Linked DNA regions of Homo sapiens: region 2 is linked to region 1. Evidence: chromatin contacts called from ENCODE Hi-C or POLR2A ChIA-PET data. All regions are on one chromosome and are shown on one strand. Each heading gives the region's core, a stretch centred on a gene start or an enhancer-like site at or near the end of the contact. The rest is flanking DNA. Distances are from core to core; before and after follow the strand shown.

Evidence for each region. Hi-C counts contacts between places; a loop is a spot of excess contacts on that map. ChIA-PET counts read pairs that join two places held with the same protein, here RNA polymerase II (POLR2A). Pooled maps may share reads with other maps.
Region 2: a map of endometrial microvascular endothelial cells shows a loop between it and region 1 (5-fold over the local background). The contact joins two enhancer-like sites. A Hi-C loop is called at or near these places in 1 of 168 maps with a recorded cell type or tissue (endometrial microvascular endothelial cells) and 1 of 50 pooled maps. POLR2A ChIA-PET finds 5 or more read pairs at or near these places in 1 of 52 experiments (naive thymus-derived CD4-positive, alpha-beta T cell).

The regions. Positions count from the first base shown.
Region 1 is chr15:35,686,607-35,693,244 of GRCh38, forward strand. The region is part of intron 1 of DPH6-DT (DPH6 divergent transcript); the gene reads left to right. Among named protein-coding and RNA genes, the nearest start is that of DPH6-DT, 140 kb to the left of the region's middle. Within about 2 kb of position 4,290, at least 8 of the 41 ENCODE cell types and tissues checked have a DNase peak (open chromatin) inside an H3K27ac peak, as active enhancers do.
Region 2 is chr15:37,077,512-37,084,149 of GRCh38, forward strand. It overlaps MEIS2 (Meis homeobox 2), which reads right to left. Exons shown (of 12, transcript NM_170675.5): 7 at 6,260-6,374. Among named protein-coding and RNA genes, the nearest start is that of MEIS2, 20 kb to the right of the region's middle. Within about 2 kb of position 2,433, at least 2 of the 41 ENCODE cell types and tissues checked have a DNase peak (open chromatin) inside an H3K27ac peak, as active enhancers do.

The DNA.
Region 1 (6,638 bases), core at 3,040-5,539:
AGGTCCCTTCCAGGAATAAAATTCCACCAACTAGTTTACAATCTAGCACTCAGTGCTGATGCAGCCAATTTAAGATGGTTAATGTAATTAATAAATTGAGTCTACTTGCCTACCCTCTTTACTAGACTATGAGTATCTTATGGGGCAGGACTGGATGGAGTCTTACATTTTTGTATAGCCAGTGCCTGAGCCTACTTTTAACAAAGCATGCTAGGAAATTTTGAGAGTGCTTTATACATGGATTTAGTGGTACAAAATCACTGTCTTTGCATTCTCTCCCTCCCAGTTGCTTCCTCATCAAAGCCAAAACCACCAAATTTCTCTCTTAATAACAAAACACACTGTTGGGAGTTTGCATATTTTTTCTGCTATTGTCCTATCTCCTTTCTTACTGGACAAGCTATATGAAATAATCATTTTACGTCTCCCTCTTCCAAACTCTTCTCCATTTTCATTCATAACTCTGATCTCTCCTGGCCTACTTCCACCCCTGTTGCTTTTCTTTCTTCATCCTCTTCTAATTCTGCACCTAAAATCTTAAAATTATCTGGGAATTTTGCTTCTTCTAATTCAACATGCTCTCCCCAAGTCACATCATCTATTGCCAAAGCTTCAATTACTACTTGCATGCTGATAATTTTCAAACCTGAAATAACGTGTTAGTATGTTTATTTATTGTATTTGTCAGTCTGTCTCTTCTTCTAAATTTAAACTCCATGAGAGCAGGGACCATATCTACCTTGTTCACCGCTATAGCCCCCAAATCTGAAACCAATCTGGCATGTAGTAGATGCTCAATACATATTACTTAATACATGACAAGTTTTAGGATGTATGGCCTTACTAAAGCACAGTATTTGATTTTTGCCAACAGAGCAATCAGTGTATGCCTGACAAAAATAATTTCAAAAACTCAAAAAAATCTCAGAAAAATCTCAACTAGGGATTTTGAGAAGATAGGGGCAGCAGTGGCAGCATAGTTTTTGGAACTTTCCAAGTCTGTATGAAAACAGACAAAGAATAGCAAAATCAACAACCCATAGACAACATTTTACGTAAAACTGGGTGATAAGATATCTCCACGAACTTCAAAAGACAAGGCCGAGTGCAGAGGCTCATGCCTATAATCCCAGCACTTTGGGAGGCCAAGGCAGGCAGATCACTTGAGATCAGGAGTTTATCAGCCTGACCAACATAGTGAAACCCCGTCTCTATTGAAAATACAAAAATTAGCTGAGCAAGGTGACAGGCACCTGTAATCCCAGCTACCTGGGAGGCTGAGTCAGGAGAATCACTTGAATCCGGGAGGTGGAGGTTGCAGTGAGCCAAGATGATGCCAGTGCACTCCAGCCTGGGCAACAGAGTGACACTCCATCTCAGGAAAGAAAAAAAAGACAAGTGAATGAGGAAAAACCATTTACAGACACAAGAGCTGCATGCTATTGATATCAGTGAGGGAGAAAGTAGGGAGAAGCAATGGGGTGAGAAGAGTAGAGCCCCCAGATAGTCAACAGGTATTCCCTGGAAATGTGGAAGGCCAGTTTCATAGCAGTGACTAAAATGTGGGAGTTTGCTCACTCTAAGAACAGAAAAGTTCAAGGGTTTCATGGTTCTTGTTTAGCTCCCATAAGCTCTCAAAACTGATGCTCCTTTCTAGGACAGGGCCCCTCTACAACAAGGAAAGATTGCTGGAAATAAGATTAAAATTTAACAGAAAAAGAGGACAGTTAAATGGAAGGGGTGAAAAACAGAGCAAAGAAGTTTTAGAAGGCAAGCCACCATACTGATTTTGAATAGTGTTATTGAGGTATAAATAACATACACTATATTATACACATTTAATGTGTAGAATTTGACACATTTTGACATGTGAAACCAAGATCACTCTCAAGAGGGTGAATGTGTCCATCACCCTATAAAGCTTCTTTGTGCCTCTTTGTGAACCCTCTCTCCTGCCCATCTCTGCTCCTTTTCCAGCAATTATTGTCTGCTTTCTGTGACTGCAGATTCATTTGCAGTTTTCTAGAGTTTTATCTAAATTAAGACATCAATTTTGTATGCTTTTTTCCTGACTTTTAAAAAAATTCAGTGTAATTGTTTTAAGATTTGTCTGTTGTTGCATGTGCATATTATCAATTTGCTCTTTTTTAATGATGTGTAATTCCATTGTGCAGAAATGTCACAATTTGTTTATCTATTCACCTGTTGATGGACATTTATGTTGTTCCCAGTTTGGGGCTATTACAAATAGAGCTGCTATGAACATTTGTGTATAAGTCTTTGTATGACTATATGCTTTCATGTCTCTTGAGTAAATATCAAGGAGTAAAATGGCTAGATCATTAGGTAGGTGTATGTTTAAATTTTAAATAAAATGTCAAACTGTTTTCCAAAGTGCTTGTACCATTTTGCATTTCCACCAGCAGTGTATGAGAGTTCCAGTTCCTACACATCTTTAGCAACACTTGGCATAGTCATTTAATTTTAGCCATTCTAATAGGTTGTCGTGGTATCTTATGGCTCCAGTTTGTATTTCTCTAATGACTAATGCTATTGAGCATCCTTTCATATGCTACTTTACCATCAGTACTTTCTTTGGTGAAGTATCTGTTCAGTCCTTTGACATTTTAAATTTGGGTTGCTTGTTTTTTCTTTTCTGTTTCTTTTTTTTTTTTGTTCTTTGAGACAAAGTCTGGCTGTATCGCCCAGACAGCATGGAGTTCAGTGGTGCGATCTTGGATCACTGGAACCTCTGCCTCCCAGGCTCAGGCAACTCAAGCAATTCTCCCACCTCAGCCTCGTGAGTAGTTGGGACCACAGCAACACACCACCACGCCTGGCTAATTGTTGAATATCTATCTATCTATCTATCTATCTATCTATCTATCTATCTATCTATCTATCTATCTATCGAGACAGGGTTTTGCCATGTTGCCCAGGCTGGTCTCAAACTTGTGAGCTCAAGCAATCTGCCTACCTCCGCCTCCCAGATTTCTGGGATTATAGGTGTGAGCCACTGTGCCTAGCCCTTGTTCTTTCTTAGTGTGGAGTTTTAGGAGTTCATTAAAATTCCTGATGCAAGTCTTTTATCATATATTTTTACCATACACAAAAATAATATAAGAGAATGTTCTGTGGAGGTAGAGAAACTATGGAAGTATATTAACATGAGTAACATAAAAGTTAAATTCACATTTTATATGAAGTTGCTGAAAGAAAAAGAAGATTAAGGAGCTGCTAGAACTCTGCCTAATACACCTGACAAACCTCTGTCCTAAAATTATAGGTGTTTGCCATTATTATAAAATCAGAAAATAACTCAAAAGTCCTGTTGCTGAAGCCTGAGTTTCCATCAGTTGATATTTATTTCTTTGCCTTAATAGTATTTATTGAAAGGCATGTACTAGCAAAAGGATGATATATTAACTTACCAACACCTCAATGAACATAATTGTTTGTGATCTTTTGAAATATGATAGAGAACTGAGAGGAACTTCTCAGGGAAATGATCCACTTAATAGATGGTTAAGTAGAGGGAAAATAGAGAGGTCCATTTATCATGTGAAAAAATTTTAGAAAAGATTATCTTTGGATGGGAGTGTTGGACTCTTCATAGTGGGAGTGTTGAAAGCAGCAAAAAATCTAGTTTTCTTCAGGACAGTGAAAGATAGGTCTGAAATGGGAGGAGGTAGGGCAATAATTGCTCATAATTCTACTTGATACAATCATGATTTAACTCTTCAGGTGGAAAAATAAATAAGATAAAACAAATGTTTGGCTCTGAGGTAGGTCAGAAATAGCAAAAACTCTGACTGATAAAATGTTTATGACTCAGGAAAAAAAAAATACAAGGAAGAACGCAGATGGAGAAATGGAAGCCAAAAATGGTATGTAGAGGGTCGGGGGAAGGGATGGCCAGAAAGAGAGGAGGGAAGAAAAAAGCAACACAGATGATTAAAACAATCTTTTAAAGGTTTGCTCCCTCTTTTTGAAAAATTTAAAAATATTTTCAGCAAACAATATTGCATCTCTCCTGGTTCTGTTTTGTTCAGCCTTCCTTTCTGCACTGTTGTCTGCTCTTTGTTTTGTATCCTAGTTTTGCAGGGGGAATTCTGCCTAACCAGACACCAGGGGAACTGCCAGCAATGTCAATCAGCTGTCATAACTAGGGCCAGGGACCAAAAAAGAACAGCATAAGCCAAAGAGGAAGAAAAAAATAAAAAAGAGCCAGAGAGAGTGTGTGGGAGTATGTTGGTTGGTGGAGGAGTACAGGAGGAGCTTGCTGGGCTGGGAAAACACATTTTCCCCATTTCTCCTGAGTCACTTCGGCTATACTTTTTTCAACTCTGTGGGAAATCAAGAGTAAAAGCTTGGCTTATCAGTGATTTCACTGAGCCAGGATTCAGAATGCTGAAGGGACATCCTGTACCAAGCTCTGAAACACTGACCTCAATAGAATCCCCACCCCACAGAAAAATATTTGCCTCTTTGTGTGGTAGCCCTGTAAGATATGTAGACTAGCACAGGGAGTAGGAAATATTTAGAATCAAATACTGACTTTAAATAAAAGAATGGAAAAAGTAGTGGACCTATTTCTTGCCTGAAATGCGGTATGCCAAAGACTTTACCAAGTCCAGTCATTCATTTGTGTTTGGATTAGTCTTGGAAAGGATCATTAGACCTGCATTTCTGCCAAACACAGTTAGGATTTGCTCATGCCAATGCCCAAATACAGACCTTGAGTTCAGTGTTGTGTCTACCGGGTGCCTTGTCTAATCCAGAATGGGCTTGCTTGTCGTGCTATTTCCAGACATAACATACACCACTGGGACAACTGTAATTAACATGTAGAATACTGAATAACCTTCAGCTAGAGCTATTTTGCCTCAACTGTTTGAGGTCACTAGAATAAGACATCTAGTTTCATAACCCTAGCAGAGGTCTGATGCCCTCTGTGACATAACTTTTTAAAAACCAAATGAGTTATATGTTCAAGAGCACCAGATTGCGTAAGTAGAAAGTGTTCAGGTTTGTTCTGTTTATGTATAATTGTTCCAGATACTGGCTCCAATTTGATTCATCCATTATGATTTTGTGATGTGATATTAACCTAGATTTCAGAATGCCAATGTTTGATGAAGAATAAAAACTATTATACATGAATTCATAATTATATCATTTTAATAGCTGATATACTAAAGATGATTCAATTCAGCTAAATAAGAAATTGGACTACATGATCCTTTTATTACTGCTCATAGACATTGGAACTACAATACATATTCTTTGGGTAATCAATGCATTAGAATCAATTATACATTAACACTTATGAGGTAAGAGGGTCTTGAGGCCCTTACAAACATGAATGCTATTTCTGATGCCCAATTTGTCTTTAAAGACTTTGACTTAAGTGAAATATAGATAATAAATTCAATAGCCATATGCCTATCTGTACATCATTATTGAAGAACACTCATTTCAACAGAGGTTGGCAGTTACACTCCTTAATGTGTCTCCAGAGCCACATCCTTCACATACTTTATCTGAAATATTTTTATCTATTTCTGGACAAAACCGCTTTTGATCCAAATAAAATCTTTTTTTAATTTGTGGCCTCTCATGGGAAAATTCATGTCTATTTGTGATTATTAGGTTTAGGGCAAGGTTTTTTTTTTAAAACAGCTGCTTTCAGAGAATTCAAAATCAAGCTAGAACAGATCACAAGGCAAGATGTTTCTCTTAATATACAGTTCATTTTGAACAAAGTTGCAGTCAATATATGCACCATAACAGGAAATTGTGTGCATGCAATAATATTTTTACAGTGAGTAACATCTTGTCATTTGTCAACACATTTGTCTTTTATATCCCCCTGCAGCTAAATTTGGTGGAAAAAGCCTATATAAAAAGACATCTATGTATTCCTGTATTTCTAGTGCTCATCTCTGAAAGGCCAAAGCACTTGACAAGCTGGCTATTTTAACACAAAATGATACAAAGGGATAAGGAGCACATACAAAGGGAGAATATCAGCTTTTTTGTTACACTCCAGGCTTCTCTGAAACTGTAAATTTGTCAGCAGACCAGGTCAAGGGTCAATATGAAAAAGCGTAGCCTGCAGAGTTACAGTGATGTCCAAGATTCATCACTTTACTCCAACTTTTGAATTGTATGTCTTAAGGTGAATATATTTTTTAATAAATCATATTCACTTTCTTTGCAAGAATTCAATGCATGTTTGATATTCAGAACCCAATTCTGTTACTTGGTGTGCTGAATTCACAAAGTAGACACACAAAAAAGGGTAGGGAGTGGTGGTCAGGAAAAATTATCATAGAAAATATATGGAAGCAGGAAAGTAGAGAAATTCCTTATTGATTGAGTGATAGATCCTTACTCTGTAGTAAGGTCACACAGAAGTAACAGATAAAATTAACTGAACCCATAACTTAAATTTGGATAAAAATATTTGGATAAAAAAGGAAAAAACATAACTGTTTAAGATTTGAATTATTTTTAGCACTCACCAATTAAAGCACATAGACACATATATTTGTGCCTGTGTGAACACATACACACACACCCCATTAACTTTTATATGCCTAAAGTTATAAAAATTCTGTGCCTTAATAATTTTG
Region 2 (6,638 bases), core at 1,183-3,682, 1.4 Mb after region 1:
TGTCTGCTATAAGAATAAATTTTAGTAATTTTTCCCCATGTCAATATGAATATTAGACTGACCCAATTAATATGAAATGCTTCTATGGTGCTGGAACAGACAGTGCTACAGAAAGAGCCATTTGCACAACCTGTTCATGATTATGGGCCATAAGGACACAAAGATGGCACACACATTTGTGGACCATCTGAATTCTTATACCGAGAGGGGAGGGGGAAGGGGGCGCGGCATGACGTTAGCTTGACTGTCCTGGGTCATGTTTTTTAATCCAGAGTATTGGACATGTAACACAGCAACAAGAGCTGATCATTTTGTTTAATCACCTTTTGGATCTTTGCCAGATGGTCTCTATTGAGAGCGCTGCAAACAGAGAGAGATGAACTGCATCTAACACGCCACCAGAGCTTTCCCGTAAATGTCTGAGAACTGATTCCAACAAGAATTTAGTCTCAGAGCAGAAAGGGATACATTTAAAAACTATGTGCATTAACTATACTTTTCCCCATAGAATCCTCACTTGGCATGAATAATTTACCCACTCTTATGCTAATGGGATCATGAAAGTATCCCTCTGTCTTTAGTGCAGCTATTCTCAGCTTTCAGTAATTACCCCACCCAGTGAAAATAACATGGCTTCTGCATTGAACGGCTGACTCGTACCTGACAATTAGAAAGATCATGGCTGACAGTGGAAGAGTCTAGAACTGGACAGAGAAACCCTTGTAGCCCAAGGAAGAGCAGAGCCATAGAGTAACACTGGCCGTGAGTGGGAATGCATGCCGGTGAGAAGTGGCAAGAAGGGTAAAAAGAAAAATTCTCCACTGTCAAGCTTTTCTTTCTTTGACTTATTATCGAGATTTTACTTAAATAAAAATATGGTTCTCTTTCAATTACCAGATGTGAAAGACATTCATGACCAAATTAATTTTGAAAAAAAAAAAAAGCAATATCTAAGGAAAAAAACCATAGTTACCATTAAAGCACATCTCCATTAAATATCTATTTCACCAGAGTTTTAAAAAAATCTAAATAATGAAAAATCCTTTGCATTTTGCTTTTTGGAAGGAAAAAAGGATTGCCAGGAAAAAACAACCAAAAAAAAAAAAAAAAAAAAAAAAAAACACCAAAAAAGAAAACTCATTTTCTACCTCTGTCCACAAAACTCCATGTTAGGTAGTTCACTGTGTAAAAATTATCAGGCTAAAACATCTGGGAAAGAAAGCTATGAAACAGCAGGGAACGTGGCTGGTTTATTGTTTATCTTTTGTTTATGAGGCAGTATTCAAGTTTAATTACTACTCTAAATTAAACTCTAACTGGCATCAGGAGACATCCCTTTACATGACTCAGTTAAAAAAAAAATCTAGAAATCCCAAATCTGGGTTTCTCAAGTAAGTTGATACATATAGGAAGAAATTACTCAAAATTAACAGCAATTATAGAAACCTTTTAAGCATTTATGGGCACCATTACATGCTCCTAGAGCATTTATTTATTAGAAGAATTTAATTTTACTTCTAATGGTTACTACTCTAAAAAGTCTTGAGAAAAATCAACAGAAAATCTTTGGATGTTTGCTGATGGTTAAAGAATGGCATTATTTTAAATTTTATTTGGGGGGAGAAAAGAGAAAGAAAATGCAATGTAAATAGTCCATATACAACAGTTTATTCTATGGCAATGTTCAATTATCAATTATAGTCTCACAGAATTTTTTTGACACAATTAGGAGGACAGGAAGGAAAAAAAATGTCATTGTATTTATCATAACAGTAAGTGACCAGTTTTGGATGAACTTAGCTCTAGGAAAAATAAAAGTTAGAAGCAACTAGCAAAAGATTATGCCAGATGGCATCTGTCATATTGTATTTAGGGTTATTTTAAAGAGATTGCCGCCACTATGAAAACATTCCATTGACAGAGTTTTCCTAGACTGAATAAGAAATCCCAGTAGAACATATTCAGGACCCACAGTAAGTGGGTTTGAAGCCCCCTCCTCCTCTTTAAATATATAACTGGAATACTTTGGTGGGAAAAAAATACTATTTTATAACTATAACATGTATTATAAGCTCAAAAGTGCAATACTATCTTAGACATTTGCTTACCTATAAACACTTACATTCACTACTAAGGAGATATTTGTAGGTTTCAACACCATGATTGCTAAACAACTGTATAATACATAAATAAATATCTAGCTATGAGGAATTCTAGCCTCATCGCCTGGAAAATAGATGGGGACATCAACAGAGGGACGTGGTAGGTGGCAGAGTTAGGGAGAACTATGCTGGCTTGTACAGCCCTGTGTCCTGAAAGATTAGAGCAATATAGATTCTAGAATGCTAATGTATTTAGGTTAACTGGGTCTGGCAACAGTATGGTTAACGTGCGTGTGGTGTGCAGTGTGAGCTCAGCAGTTACTGGGCCAACTGTCTCGGTATTTCTGGGAATCCTGCCTATTCACAGTGCAGGGATTGTTCAATTGCTGCAAAATGTACAAAATGAATTTTACAAAAATGAATTGTAAGGAAGGCCCCATTACAACGATTTTACAGCAAAGATGTCAACATCAATTTTTCTTTCATGCATAGCTAATGATTAAAACAGCATATTCCATTTGCCTAAGACAATTTATTTCATATTGGCACATCAAAATATTGAAATACAAAGTTATCTTTACTCTACCCTTTTTATTCATTGCGGCTGAACCCATACCATTGTTCAAACCAGGAAAAATAAAACAAACTTGGCACGAAATACTTAAAACAAAGGCTCATCAATATTCTCCAATTTGTCAACATCTCAATTACAGCACTGGAAAAAATGTAAATTTCATGTGCTCTAAACACTGAGGGGTCTATTCTCTTGCCAATTCACATGCGTAACTCCCATCAGCGTTAATGGGAGCTACACAAACCCATCAATAATAATAATACTTTGTACATATATTGTGTCTTTCATCTAAGGCTCTCAAAGTGCTCTAGGAACAAGGGGCTGCTTCCTAGTCGTTACTCTGGCAAAATACACAGTGAAATACAAAGCAGCTTTTGACTCAGCAGGTACAGAATTAGGGATCTCTAGACTTATTATCAAACCCCATTTTACTGATGGGAAGCCAGACACAAAGAGGGCCAGTTACTTCCCCAGAGCCCCAAGTCTGCACCCTAATTCCATCCTTGAAAAACCAGATTTTCTTCCTCCGTCTAATGTGACTAACAAGACAAACTCCCTTCCTTTGGCTGCTTTTAGCAAGAGAAATCAGTGAATGAAAAGTCTGGTTCATATTTATATAGCTTACTGTTAGACATGTGCTCTTTGAAAGATAGTAAAGTCAGGTTTCACATTTTACCAAGTTTATTTCTTAAGATATTTTAAAAATGTGATATACATTTTTTCTCCTCCTTTTGGTTCATTGCTGAAACACTATGGAGGAAAAGATGAACTTTCACCTGTGTAACTGTAGCTGTTTCACTATCAGGTCATAAAACAAGGTATTTTTAGGTTCCAAAGTAAAGTTTCTATGAATCATTATAGTAAACATAATCACAAAAATTATAAAGCAACATAAATACATGTATTGTTTTATAGCATGTGGCTATTAAAGTTTAATTTAAAATGTGTATGAAAACATTGTATTTAGTACAATTCATCCCTATTTTTTGTGTTTATCATAATTTGTTTTGAAACTGAATCATTTTACAGTTTTCCATATGCCTGTTTTGCTAATAAATTCTGAATGCGAAAACTCTTTGCGAAACTACAAACTTGATTTCCAATGAAACATTATAATATATTTAATACTAAGGACATAAATTTCTCTCCCACGTTTTCCATTATACATCAACCCTAAGATTTAACCTAGGATAAGCATATGCGATTTCAGTCAATATCTCTGTTGACTTTGCCCTGAAGCAGATAATTAATCTTTCCCACTGAAACTACTCTGGACAATTCGGTGGGACAAAATATCAAAATACCTTGAAACCCTGTTTAAAAGACTAATATAGGCATGAGTATGACAACATACACTCAAGTCTGGCCTTCAAATTTTAAAGTCTGCTGTAAAAAGCCAGAATGCTCTTATATATGTGTTTTAATCACTGATGTGGTAAGCCAGGTAGGAAATTTTCTATGCCAAAATAGTCCCCATTTTATAGAAATCATACCTTTTTTTTCTTTCAAACTTCGATACAGTAAAATGACTGACTTCCTAGTACTCATACACATAAGCTACCATGTCCATTCTTTAATCCCGCAGAGACATGATTAAAGGAACAGAATCCTACAGGGATCAAATCCTTCAGCATTGGATAAGTGGGTGCATCTACCCACAGCACAGAAGTTTGTGTGATTGTTTTTACCTATATATCAGTCTCAGAATTCTTCTCTTTCCTAAAAAACAAAACTAACTAACCGAAACGCTAAAACTTTATGCTTTGCTCGTTATTACAAGTAATCCCCACTCCAAAACCTGGGTTCTTCTTTCTCCCACCTCCTCTTCTCTCTGGCCCTTTCTTGCTATCTCCCTTGCCATAACTCAACTAACCCAACAGAACCAGTCAGTTTTAAATTTCAGTTGGGACCTTGGTGACCTGTTAATGAATCTACAGAGAGGAGAAAAACTCACAGTGTTGAGTTATGCCTGGTGTTGCTAGCTGACTTGGAGTCAGAAATGCTTGAAGCGTTAACGTAATTGCAAGAATGTGAAAAATGAGGCGCTGGGCTCCTGAGCAAAGCGAAAGGTCAAAGTGAGCCTCACACACAAGAAGTCTCTGGAAGATAGCCTCATTAGACCATTAAGTCGGCTTCTCCTTTTCCCCTCTTTTATACAATGTTTAGAGTATTTTGTTTTTATTAATAGATACATTTCACCCTTTGTGTCGCCGCAATTTGGGGTGGTGGGAAGGATGGAGTCATAGAAAGCTTTCCAGATTTAACCATGCTGAGAAGTCCATCACTGTGACATGGAACCACAGTTAAGTCATTGCTTGCAGATCCATTGACCCTATGTACCAGTTACCTTGAAAATGCCTTATAATTTACTTATCTTTTATATAGAAACTAACTGGTAAAATAAAACAGTATATAAAACAGTATATATTATATAGGTGCAAGTTGCAAGTTCTTCCATAATTTGCCGTCTGATATGATTCATCGCTGTGTTAGTTTCAATTTGCTTAAACCTAGATTCTAATTTGGACCCATTCACAAATGAATGGCATCCTAGAAAGGACATTTTTCTAGACTCTTCTAGAACCTCAGAAATCCAAAATTCCTAGTCAGAAGCTTGGAGGACAAAAGGCACCCTACTTACATCAACACCCTCTTTTAAATGGCATATATAACTACAGCTCGAGCTGTTAAACTGTCCTCTACTTGGAAGCCTGTCTAAGACTTAAATATCGTGGCCATAAACACAGTCATAATAGAGATGAAATAGACCTAGGAGATCAGACACCATCTAATGTAAAATATTAAAAAGTAAAATCTATACACTTCCCTGGCCCACATTCAATAATGCATCTTCCTTTAAATTATCATTTTAGCCATAGATGAGTCATTCCTACCAATATATAATTGCTCTCTGTGCAATAGGTGAGTTTTAAATAGTAAAATTTATTCTAAATTGCACTAGGCTTCCTCAACATCTGCAGTTGATGTCCCCCTTGCCCTCTGATTATTCTAATTTTTAGGACTTGTGACAAAAGTCACCATGTCAGCTGAATGGAAATGGGGACAAATAATCCTCTAAGAATTTCAAAATCTACCTTCCCAAGATAAGATTCCATGTAAAATTCCACAATATTTCCAGAGCTAATAAGAACAGATTTTTAAATTTTATGTGCTTTAGAGGCATAATTGCTTGATTATAGAGAATGCTTATAGTTGATATTACAGGCAAAATATGCTATTTATAGCACAATTCAAGCTACTGCATCACAGCAGTAAAGCAGGCCTGTGATTCCACTTATACACACAGAAATAAAGTGTAGATAACCAAATTTGTAAAAGAATTGGCAGAACTAATCAATTGTTATTGTAATGCCTACTTAAAGATTAGACAGCTCACTTTGATTTCTTTTTTTAAGGAAAGTAAGTTAAGAAGAGGAAATACTGTCTCTTTAAATAGCAGCTGATTCTACTCCCTAACCTGCCACTCTCCTGTTTACATGGCGGCAGATGTACTGATATCATAAAATACTGAAGTTATTTTAGTCATGCCTACTTTGCACGAGGAAAATGTTTGACCTTTTACCTTGCTCACTGCTGTTGTCTCCGCTCTGGGAAGCATGGCCCCCACTGGAGGGCCCTGGGGTGCCTGCTGAGTGGGTTGAGGTTGCATCATCGTGGTCTCGCCAAGAAGAAGGGTTCTGATGTCAGGATACCAAGGAATTTTTCCACAGTTACCATTTCAGCCATCAATGAAGAACCAAAAGGAACGGCACAGAAAGAGACAAAAAAATGTATACATATTAGTATTTGTGGCAGTAGGCATATACGCATGCCATGTTATGGTGTGCTGTCTTTTTAGTAATAGGTATATAAAAGAAAAGATGTTCTAGAACTTGATGTGGTGATGGTTACACCAGTGTATATGTTGGTTAAAACTAATTTAAGTGTATACTTTAAATGGG